Regions from separate parts of the Homo sapiens genome. Here region 1 is linked to region 2. A link is a loop called in an ENCODE intact Hi-C map of the cell type or tissue named here. Cell type or tissue: breast epithelium. All regions are shown on one strand. Each heading gives the region's core, and the rest is flanking DNA. Links, peaks and the distances in the headings are about the cores only.

What was found. Peaks named below come from ENCODE experiments on the same cell type or tissue, not always from the same donor. Only the 100,000 strongest peaks of a DNase experiment are listed, where the experiment ranks them.
Region 1: a loop joins it to region 2, with 17 times the contacts of the local background. A loop is called at or near these places in 1 of 110 quality-filtered maps.

The regions. Positions count from the first base shown.
Region 1 is chr7:131,834,205-131,839,437 of GRCh38, reverse strand. No RefSeq gene overlaps it. Among named protein-coding and RNA genes, the nearest start is that of PODXL, 280 kb to the right of the region's middle. In breast epithelium, for the core only: no CTCF peak of the experiment used is centred there; no DNase peak of the experiment used is centred there.
Region 2 is chr7:131,906,519-131,911,751 of GRCh38, reverse strand. It overlaps LOC101928782 (a long non-coding RNA gene), which reads right to left and starts at 1,532. Exons shown (of 6, transcript NR_110836.1): 1 at 1,181-1,532. In breast epithelium, for the core only: no CTCF peak of the experiment used is centred there; no DNase peak of the experiment used is centred there; H3K4me3 peaks cover 764 bases; H3K27me3 peaks cover 2,550 bases.

The DNA.
Region 1 (5,233 bases), core at 689-4,688, 73 kb after region 2:
AATTATGTATCTTCTCAATCAGTCAACATTCAGGTGCAGTTACTCCCATGTTGAGATTCCTTTTTTCCAATTAAAAGAATCTTCATATTCAAAAAAGGTTGAGAAGTACCAATACATACCACAATGTTGTCTCTACAGTGACTTCAACCCCAGAGAAGTCATGCCTTCAGTGCAAAGTTTAGGACTTGATCTCTTACCTTTTCAAAGAAAGATGCTCTTTTTCTATTGCCCTTTGCTACTGTTGCTTACAAAGAAATTAAGTAGAATTCACGGCATCAGCAAGCATTAAATATCCCCATCTGTCCTGCCTACCCTAGGAGTTTTGCGCACCTGGATTTTTCTCTCCTGCCCATGATGGATGGCCAGGAGCCACACTGTCAGAATGACTTCCAATCCATAAATAGCTCTGCCATTTAGATGCCATGGGGATAACATTAATACCAAACAGAAAGGCTAAATAAAAAGCCTTTAGCAACTGAATGGCCCTTAGATTTCAGAGTTATCAATCCAGTGGAGCCTGCTAAGTTATTATGGCTACAGTTCTGCTCAGAGAAATCTGTGATCCTGAGAAAAGTTAGCAAAAGTCACAGTCACCTTTAACTACAAAGTGCAGTGAGAGGACTCCAGGGCAGCTAATTACCCCCATCCACTCTGGCACATTCCAAAGGCTGTGTTCATTCCTCTGCATTCTGGTCTGGGGAATGGCTCTGTGGCTCAGTTTCCCCAGATCAACAATAGTTCAAAATGTACAGTGCTTTTAACTTTTGATTTCAGTCTCACAGCAACTCTCCCAGATGGGATGGACATTATGACACTTCTGTGTAATAATGAAGAAATTAAGAAACAAAAAGGTGATGTGATTTGCCCAAGATCAAGCAATATGTGACGGACAGAGCTGGGGCAAGAATGGCAGTCCCCATGTCCCCCCAGCTATGGAAGCCCCAGATTGGCTCCTGGAACCTGCAACTAATTCTTTGCATCATCTCCTAAGGCCTTCTTTGATTGAGGGCTTAGACTCCACCTGGTGCTGGGAGTTGCTATCACCTAGAATTATTTATACCTCTTTCCCTTAATAACCTCCCCAACTTCAGGTCTGAACTAAGTTTGTCATACTGCCTTAGGCTAACTGTTAAGCAAAAGCATTGGGGTGGCCACCAGCAAATGCTGCTTGGTGTGGGCTGGCACTCGTGGGCAGAAGGGGCTGAATTTGCCTTGGTTCTCTAGCATCCTACACAAAGCCATGCTTGGACTGGGTTGCAGGATCACAGGGGGTGAGACGGACGGAGGGTGTGTCAGCAGAGGGACCCCACTCCCTCCACTTCTCCTTTCAAGGGACAAGCATGAGAGGAGCCATGAAAGTGAGGCAAAAACTGTCTGAGATTAGCTGCAAAATGTCCTGAGCTTGGGCACCGCTATTTACAGGAGTCACGGGGAAGGCTAGCCGCCCTGCATCTGGATGTAGGAGGCTGAGGAAGTTGAAGGTGTGCAGCACCTCCTGCCGGAGGGGGCAAGGGAGCCCTGAGCCCTGCTAGCTTGTTACCAAGCTACCTGAAGAGATCTTGGGGACAAACCATCAGTGGCCAATACTTCTTGTTCCCCACATTTGCATTTTTGGACTGTCAGTCTTGCCCCATGATGGGGGATAGAATAAGGAAGAAAGGGAACATAAAAGAGCTCTCTAGGGCTCCAAGGCCATGTAAAGAAATCACAATGCAAAGCCCACTCACCACAATGGCCCTTCTCTGGGAGAAGTCCTGAAATGTGGCCACTGACCCCTCAGCCTTCACCATGGCTGACTGATCCATTTGTACACCCCTAAGTAAATCTGGTTTAATCACATTTTCTTCCTACAGAAGATTTATCTTGTGGGATGGTGAGATCTCAAGAAACGTGAGAATGGGGTTGCACCATGGCAGGACAAATTGATAAGGTCTAGGTTCTCTTACTGTGGGGTCTCCGGGCATGCCCCAGTTTTTCCCCAGTTTTTCCCCTCTCTGTGTCTTGGTGGTTTCATGTGCTTCTTTGAGCCCATGAAATTCTCCAGTGTTCCTTTAAAAATGTCCCTTTTGTTTAAGCCAACCAGAATTGATTTCTGCTGTTGCAGGGGCAGAGGAAGAATATCTTAATTAATATGCATGGAATAACTATTTTCAAACTGTTCTGTATTATACTCATATGTAAAATATCCTGAAGAAAAACACTTGGTTCCTTTCATAAATCTCTGCAACGAACTTTTTTAAAATTAAAAACCTTTTTACAATTAGTAGAGAACCATGATGTTCTGTAATTTTTATTAATGTAAAATATATGTTGGTAGAAATAGAGAAAAAGATTGGATACAGAAAGGTTTGTTATAGGCTCAAAGACTCACTCTTTAAGGGATTTTTCTCTCTGTTTGTAATAAGAGTGGGAGCAACCAAAGGAAGGCGGGAATAGAGTCCAGGGACAATAGCACCTGGTTGGAGGTTGGGAGAACCCAGGTTCAACTCCAAGCAACTCCCACCTCACTTGACCTTCAGGGGGCAGAGTGAGGCGCAGGCTGTGCCACCACTCCTCAGCCATGTGATCTTGTGCTGCTTCTAAGTCACAGCATCCTCACTGGCTGGCAATAAGAAAGTGCTCAAAAAGCATTTGCAGCTGTTATTATTGTGTTATATTCTAGAACCACTCTCAATCAGATGGTTAGCTAGAGAGAAAGAGGGATGGGAAAGGTATTCTAGAAGCAAAACTTGGAGAAAATTTTTGAAAAATGGTTTGTTTTTGTGAAGGAGCTGTTATCCTCTAGAACTAATTAGAGAAACGATGAAACACTTAACACTTTGCCTCCGATAAACCATAAGCAGGGTTATTAGAAGGATCAGCAGGAAAGGAGTTAGAAGTGATTTTCTGAAAAACTATACACCAGCCTAAGGACATTTTTGACACTTGAACCACCAAAAGAAAGTTAAGTATTCTCCTTGAGTTGAGTAGGGAGACCAAGATGAGGCTACAGTGGTAATTAATGACCCAGGGGGATGAGATAAAAAGGTACTTAATTTGAAGACAGACATTTTTATTTCTCTTAATATTGTTCTATATCATTTCCCTTGTTTCATCTCATAATTAAGAACCGTAGTTATATTGACAAAGGGTTATGTTTTTGAAGGAAAACTTAAAAGGTTTGGCCAAATGCTACATTTCTATTTTATGCCGATAATAAGCGGGGTGGGGCTGGATTCAAAACTGGCTCTCTCATGACTGTGATGCCAGCACTGCAGTAGAGCAAGGTCTGAGCTCAGGCCCTTCGTGGGGACCCTTCCCCTTAACTCTTGGTGTCTTTTAGGTCACTGTAGGAGAAATCTGCATATATATTCTTGGTATTAAAAATGCTCCTCTCAAAGTGATGGCGATCAAAGCTGTTTTCAAAATAAAAATATTTACAAAGTGTTTTGTGAATAGCTCATTCTGTTGTTCAGAGGGCCTGATGGGGCCACAAGTGGAGCCTGGGCAGAGATTATGCAAAGTCAAGGGCACTTAGCAAGAAGCCCAGTCCTTCCATAGCCCTGGATCTCGTTGATGGAGCCCCAGTGGGGTTCAAACACCTGTATCCCCATTGACCTCACCTGTCTGCCAGCTGCAGCTTGAGCCAATGAGAAAACTCATGTAGATCTGGAGTAGATCTGGATCCCATGGAAAACAGCTGAGACCTGCCTTTTCAGTTAACAAAAATCATCAGTGAAGGTTTATTCCATGTTGAGGCTGAGACTATAACAGTAATGATGCTAATTGTGCCAGTCTAAAAGCTCAGACTCAAGCAGAGCCTTACGTATGTGCCCACCTGAGACTCCCTGTCCTTTCATTTGTTTTTATCTTAATCTTGCTCATTATTGTGCCCCCTTAGGGTCTCTATGCCAAAACCAGGTTTCTCTGGCCTTAACAAACAGAATATGTTTCATTATCCTAATGCTAAACAAATTTAAATAGAAAAGTGAGAAACAGAGAGGGAGCAAGCATGTTGCACCTTGACAGCTGGTGTAGGTGCTGTAAATGGGCATTGGTGTGGGCTCTGAGCCTCCGGAGAGGGACAGCAGATGCTAACCTGCCTGTGAATGTGACTGCCTCATGCTGGGAAGAGGCATGCCTGAGAGCTGGCTGCACAGATAGAAAGGGAGGCATCCACACATGTAGCTGGCTCCAAGGAGAAGCCTCGCTGTTGGAGGCCTCACTCCTGCAAAGTTCTGAATGCTGGGTCAGCGACAATTGTTGTAACTTATGGGTAGGATGGTAAAGCTCTTTTTAAAAACTTCTCATTTGTGTGGCAGGAAAGTCCTTTGGCCTAAAGACCAAGAGCCAAAAGTCAATTGCAGCTGAGGCTACCAGATGTGACCCGAATAGAGCACTCAGAACAAAGAGAACCCACCACCGAAGCGGAAAAGAACTTTTCAGCTCTTTCACCAACCTTTATGCAAAAAAGCATAAGCCAATTAGTGCACCTGAAAATGTGACTGAGATGGAGAAGCATGACTTTCTGGACTGGGTGCTGTGCAGCTTTGCACGGCATTGGGGTTCAGAATCAGGATTTTTCCAGGATCCTGAAAAGCTACCACCAGCAAACACAGCCTTCCCAGACGCAGAAGTAAAGTGTCATAGATTGAAGGGGGTTCCTGACAAGTTAATGGCAGCACCCTCCCCAGCCCTCTCGACACACACACACACACACACACACACACACACACACACACACACTTGTTCTCCTCCCCTCCCCCTGGGGCTCCTGCTAATGAGAACAGATTTATAAGGCTGCTCCTGGGAGAGCTGCTCAGCTGTCAACCTGGCTTCCCCCCAGGTTCTCCACGGGGCCTCCAGTTTCCAGGGCCGACAGGCAGGGTTTGACTTCACATATGTGTAGAGCTGACTACAGGCTGGACGTGTGCAGGGTTCCCAGGACACAAAGAAGGCTGAGGTCCAACCCCGGAGGAGCTCACCGCCAGTGGGGAGTCAGACATGCAGGCAAATAGTTATCATACAAGTTACAGCTGACTTGTACATGCCCCTGGCAGGTCAGACAGTCCCATGAGGAGAAGGCTGTAGTTCAAGTCCCACGCAGGGGCTCCTCAAGATGGCCCCAAGCAAGCAAGCTTCACTCACCCCTGCACTTAGCCCCACTCAGCTCTGAGCAATTTGTTCAGCAGGAGACTAAGGGTGATGTCTCACATCTGTCTCCAAAGCACAGTTTTTCAAGTTGACACTGAAG
Region 2 (5,233 bases), core at 483-4,482:
ATTTCACTTAGGGTGAAATTGGTAGGATACAGACATTCATCTCTGACTCTGACCACTCTATCCCTGGATAACCTTCCTTCCGTGGACCTTGTTTCTCTCCTATCTAAAATGGGGTGCACCATTGCTGGGCCCTCCATGACTCAGCGTTGCTGATAGGACCAATAAGATCATAATGGTGAGGACAGAGTATGCTGGATGCAAGAAGGCAGCAACAGTACTGAGATAATTAGCTTTTCTGTACTGATGAGCTGCAAATGCACACACAGGAACTTTCTTTTCAGGCTTTCAGGCTGTTAAAAGATACTGTGATTTCCCAGTTCACCCCTAGAATTTCTTTGTGTTGTCCTGAAGAAAAAGAGAGGGAAACAGAGGGAAGGTTTACTCCACAGTTGCTATTTTAGTATCCAGAAGAGTCAGCCTTGTTGCTTGCAGAGAGATTGTTATCTCTTTCAGGGCTCAGTGAAGGTCACCTTCAAATCTTTTTTGCTAAGCCAGAGGCTCCTTTTTCCCTTGTGCTCAATTGATGCAAAACCTGGGACAGTGGAGTGAAGAGCGGGTGGAAGGTGCACTGTGCAGCAGAAGCCCTGAGAGCTAAGAGAAGAACTCGGTTCTCTTGGTAGGAAAGAGGGAGGAAAAGGAACAGGTAAGAGGGATGTTTAATGCCACTCCCCGCCACTCCCAGCAGTACACTATAATAGATGTCTGGGAGGAATCTGAGAAGTCACTTTTAATAATGCAGATAAGGACATAATTAATGCCCTTATCTGCACCAGATCTCCCCCAGGAAGACAACAGGATAACTGGGAGGGAAGGGTTGTAGATTTGGAGTCACAGCTCTTCTATGGATGCCTGTGATTAGGATGCAGCTGCTGCCTGGGGGGCCGGGGCTAAGGAGGGGAAGGGAGCCACCAGAAGGATTCTCAGAGATGTGACACCAATGGCAGGAGCTACAGCTATTAAAAGAGTTGATAGATGTAATTCACTTAGCATACAGTCTAGCACATTCTCAACACTGCAGGAGCAGAAGCGAAGGGGGTATTCAAACACTGACTCAGCCCTTCATAGGTGTAGCAAGAGGGGCAGGGAGTGTATCACACAAGAGATACACAGAGATGCCTGTGTCCAGAATTGGTGGGTTCTTGGTCTCACTGACTTCAAGAATGAAGCCACGGACCCTCACCGTGAGTGTTACAGTTCCTAAAGATGGTGTGTCTGGAGTTTGTTCCTTCTGACGTTCGGACGTATTCGAAGTTTCTTCTGGTGGGTTCGTGGTCTCACTGGCTTCAAGAGTGAAGCTGCAGATCTTCCCGGTGAGTGTTACAGCTTTTAAGGTGTGGGGAGTTGTTCGTTCCTCCCGTGGGGAGTTGTTCATTCCTCCCCGTGGGTTCGTGGTCTTGCTGGCCTCAGGAGTGAAGCTGCAGACCTTCGCAGTGAGTGTTACAGCTCATAAAGACACTGTGGACCCAAACAACGAGCAGCAGCAAGATTTACTACAAAGAGCTAAAAAACAAAGCTTCCACCGTGTGCAAGAGGCCCCAAGCAGGTTGCCATTGTGCGTTTATTCCCTTATCTGGCCCCACCCACATCCTGCTGATTGGTCCATTTTACAGAGAGCTGATTGGTCCGTTTTACAGAGAGCTGATTGGTCTGTTTTGACAGGATGCTGATTGGTGCATTTACAATCCCTGAGCTCGACACAGAGTGCTGATTGGTGCATTTACAACCCTCTAGCTAGAAGTAAAAGTTCTCCAAGTCCCCACTAGATTAACTAGACACAGCACTGATTGGTGTGTTTACAAACCTTGAGCTAGACACAGAGTGCTGATTGGTGTATTTACAATCCTTTAGCTAGACATAAAGGTTCTCCAAGTCCCCACCAGATTAGCTAGATACACAGTGCTGATTAGTGCATATACAATCCTCCAGCTAGACATAAAAGTTCTCCAAGTCCCCACCCAACTCAGGAGCCCAGCTGGCTTCGCCTGGTGGATCCCGCACCAGGGCCAGGGCGGAGCTGCCTGCCAGTCCCGAGCTGTGCACCTGCACTCCTCAGCCCTTGGGCGGTCGATGGGACCGGGCGCCGCGGAGCACGGGGCAGCGCTCGTCGGGAAGGCTCTGGCCGCGCAGGAGCCCAAGGCGCGGGGGGAGACTCGGACATGGCGGGCTGCAGATCCCGAGCCCTGCCCCGCGGGAGGCAGCTGAGGCCCGGCGAGAATTCGAGCGAGGCGCCGGCCGGCCGGCACTGCTGGGGGACCCGGCGCACCCTCCGCAGCTGCTGGCCTGGGTGCTAAGTCCCTCACTGCCCGGGGCCGGCAGCGCCGGCCGGCCCCTCCGAGTGCGGGGCCCGCCGAGCCCGCACCTACCCGGAACTCAAGCTGGCCCGCGAGCGCCGCGCGCAGCCCCGGTTGCCGCCCGCGCCTCTCCCTCCACACCTCCCCGCAAGCAGAGGGAGCCGGCTCCGGCCCAGCGAGAGGCTTCCACGGTGCAGTGGTGAGCTGAAGGGCTCCTCAAGCGCCGCCAGAGTGGACGCCGAGGCCGAGGAGGCGCCGAGAGCGAGGGCTGCTAGCACGCTTGTCACCTCTCACCCCCACAGAGGAAAAGCTTCCTGAGACAAGAATCATCATCAGCCACCCTAGAATCCAGACCCTCATTTGAACACCTGTGTGAAACAAGAGACCAGAGTGGTGCTATCTCCAAGGACAATCTAAGCCAGCCTGCTCCTTGTAATCTGGTCTCATCCCTGCCCTTTGCCCCCTCTCCACATATCTCTGTTCTTCCTTTCCCAGGTTCCCTGGGTGTCGCCCACACCCACGCCTGCACCAAGACAAATCGCACGGGGCTAGGCTCTCCCGAGAAGGCCTTTGCAGACCGCTGCTGGCCTCCCAGCAAGTGCTGCATCTCTGCGAGCCACTAAGCATGCAGGGAGTCCCTGAAGAGACAGCTTTGAAATGGGATCATTTTCTTCCTGGAAGCAAAAGGGTGTTTCCTCAAGACACTATTTCTCCATTAAAGTATGAGAAATTCCATCTCTGAAGCTCCCAGTGGGGCCAGACATCGGGTTGGGGTGGGGACGGGACGTTGATAAGAGTCAAATCTAGAACACTGTGCTCTTACCCCCTCATTTCACCTGGTGTCTCTGGGCCTGGCTTCTGGGAGCTATTTGTGATGTGTGGTATGAGTGCATGTGCTGGAAAGTATTCTTGTATGAGTTCAAATTTATGTGCTCACCTTGCCCCTTGGGGTATTACTGGCCTTCAAGTTTGATGCTTTTGGAAGCTGAGTTCTCTCCCGTCCTTTCAATCAAACTCAACCCTTGCTGCAGTAATCTGTCTTTAACAACTCCCACTGCAAGTCAATAAAATGTCAATTTAATTCTCCTTTTGTTAAATCTTAAATCTGTGTAACGCCTCTCCTTTCCTTTGCTTGTTAAGTGCAGCTCATGTTGACCTCCCCCAGCATCTCCCAGCCTCCTCAGCAGGGGCACCTGCCCTTGAGCACAGGCGCAGACATCCTCACTCAGATGGGAGTCAGTAGAGGGGCCTTGGAGATAGGGAGACCTGAAAAATGGAACCACCAGCTTTCTCTAGTTTTCTTCTATTATCGGAAACCCTGAGCAAACTAGCCTTCTTTAGGACCACTAAGGTCCTTGATTTTCCCAAGCTTGCTTTTCAAGTGGGCAGTAGTGAAGTGGACAGTATTGCACAGGCATTAGGAATGAGACTTTGACTCAAAACCCAGCACCGCCACTTACTAGCTCTATGACCTAGGATAATTATTTAACTTTTCTGGATCTCAGTTTCCTTATCTGTCTAATGGGGTAACAATATCCTCATTGCCTACATAGGCTGATTAAAGGAGTTAATAGATGTAATGCTCTTAGCTCAGAGACTGGCACATTCTCAACACTGTATACCTGTTTGCCATGATTTATTATTTTCTGGTTTCTTACCCTCTATTTTCTCTTCAGCAATTCAGTTTCCTCCACTGGAACTACGTCTTCTCCATTGGGTACAGCCTGGGGGATAAGTAACTAGAACCTCTCCCTTTTCCAGACAATGAAAGGTTGACTAATGCAAGCGATGCCATAGGATGCCCCTTTCTGGAATTTGAATCTTGAGCATAGGCACAGAGACTGAAAACAATCAGCTGCAGCTGCATCTTGACCAGGCTCATCCTAATTGGCCACCACTATGTGGTAGCTGCTTCTGGGCCCCTGGATGCAGCCTTGGTTCTTGCCTGTCCCCCATCCCATTTCTCCCTTCCATACTGGGAGCTTCCTTTAGGAGAATTAACCAGTTTGTTTCCTTTGCTTGCAATCAAAGAATCTTCATCCATATGGAAGTTCAGGGTTCATGTGTCTTCATGAACCAGGGCTTCTATCCTACCGTCTCCTCCCTCCTTCCCTTTGCCCTCTCACTCTACCTGCTTTCTGACCCCTTATGTTCTGCAAGGAAAACAGAAGCTAAAGGAGAAGAAGAGAGAGAGTCCCAGGAAGTCTGGGCAAAGAGGAAGAAACATCAAGAATATCAAGCAGTGATTCTTTCCTTGGGCTTGGTGTGCCAGCCCTCCACCCGGCTCCACCCCACCCTGGCTCCATTTCCACTTCAGCAGCCTCCCTCCTCTCAGTGAAGAACTCCTTTGTGTTAATGGCCACAAATGCAGCAGAAAGAGAAGTGGGAAAAGGACAAGACAGCTCTGGCATCAGCCACAAACTGCAGGGCTCAGCGTCCAGCAATATCATGCTGAAAGCAAGCTGCTGCCTGCTTCTGCCCTTCATGCCACCTGAGCTGAGCATCTCACTAAACCTGCATTCCAATCAGCCCAGTCCACCTAGAGGATTCCTCTGGGAGGAAGGCTCACTTGCCAAAAGTAACTTGGCCAAGGTTTGATTGATTGGAAGCCAAATCACCATTTGGCAAGATGAAATTGATGAATGTACTTTCTGTGAATTGAGTTTTGGTGAATTTTCCCAGAGCCCCTGTGTCCAGAACCACATTCAGAGAATCACCGCTTAAAAAAAAAAAATTCAGGGTGTCCCAACAGTCTATTCCAAGGGGAAGGCTGGAGAGGTGGATAGGGAGGTCACCTGACATTTGGGAATCACGTACTCTGCTCCAGGAGTCTAATGGACACGATCTCATTTCATCCTCCACACCCAGCCCATGAGCTAGGACCAATTCACTTTATATGTGGGAAACCTAAAGCTTGAGAAGTAAGTGACTTGCCCACAGTT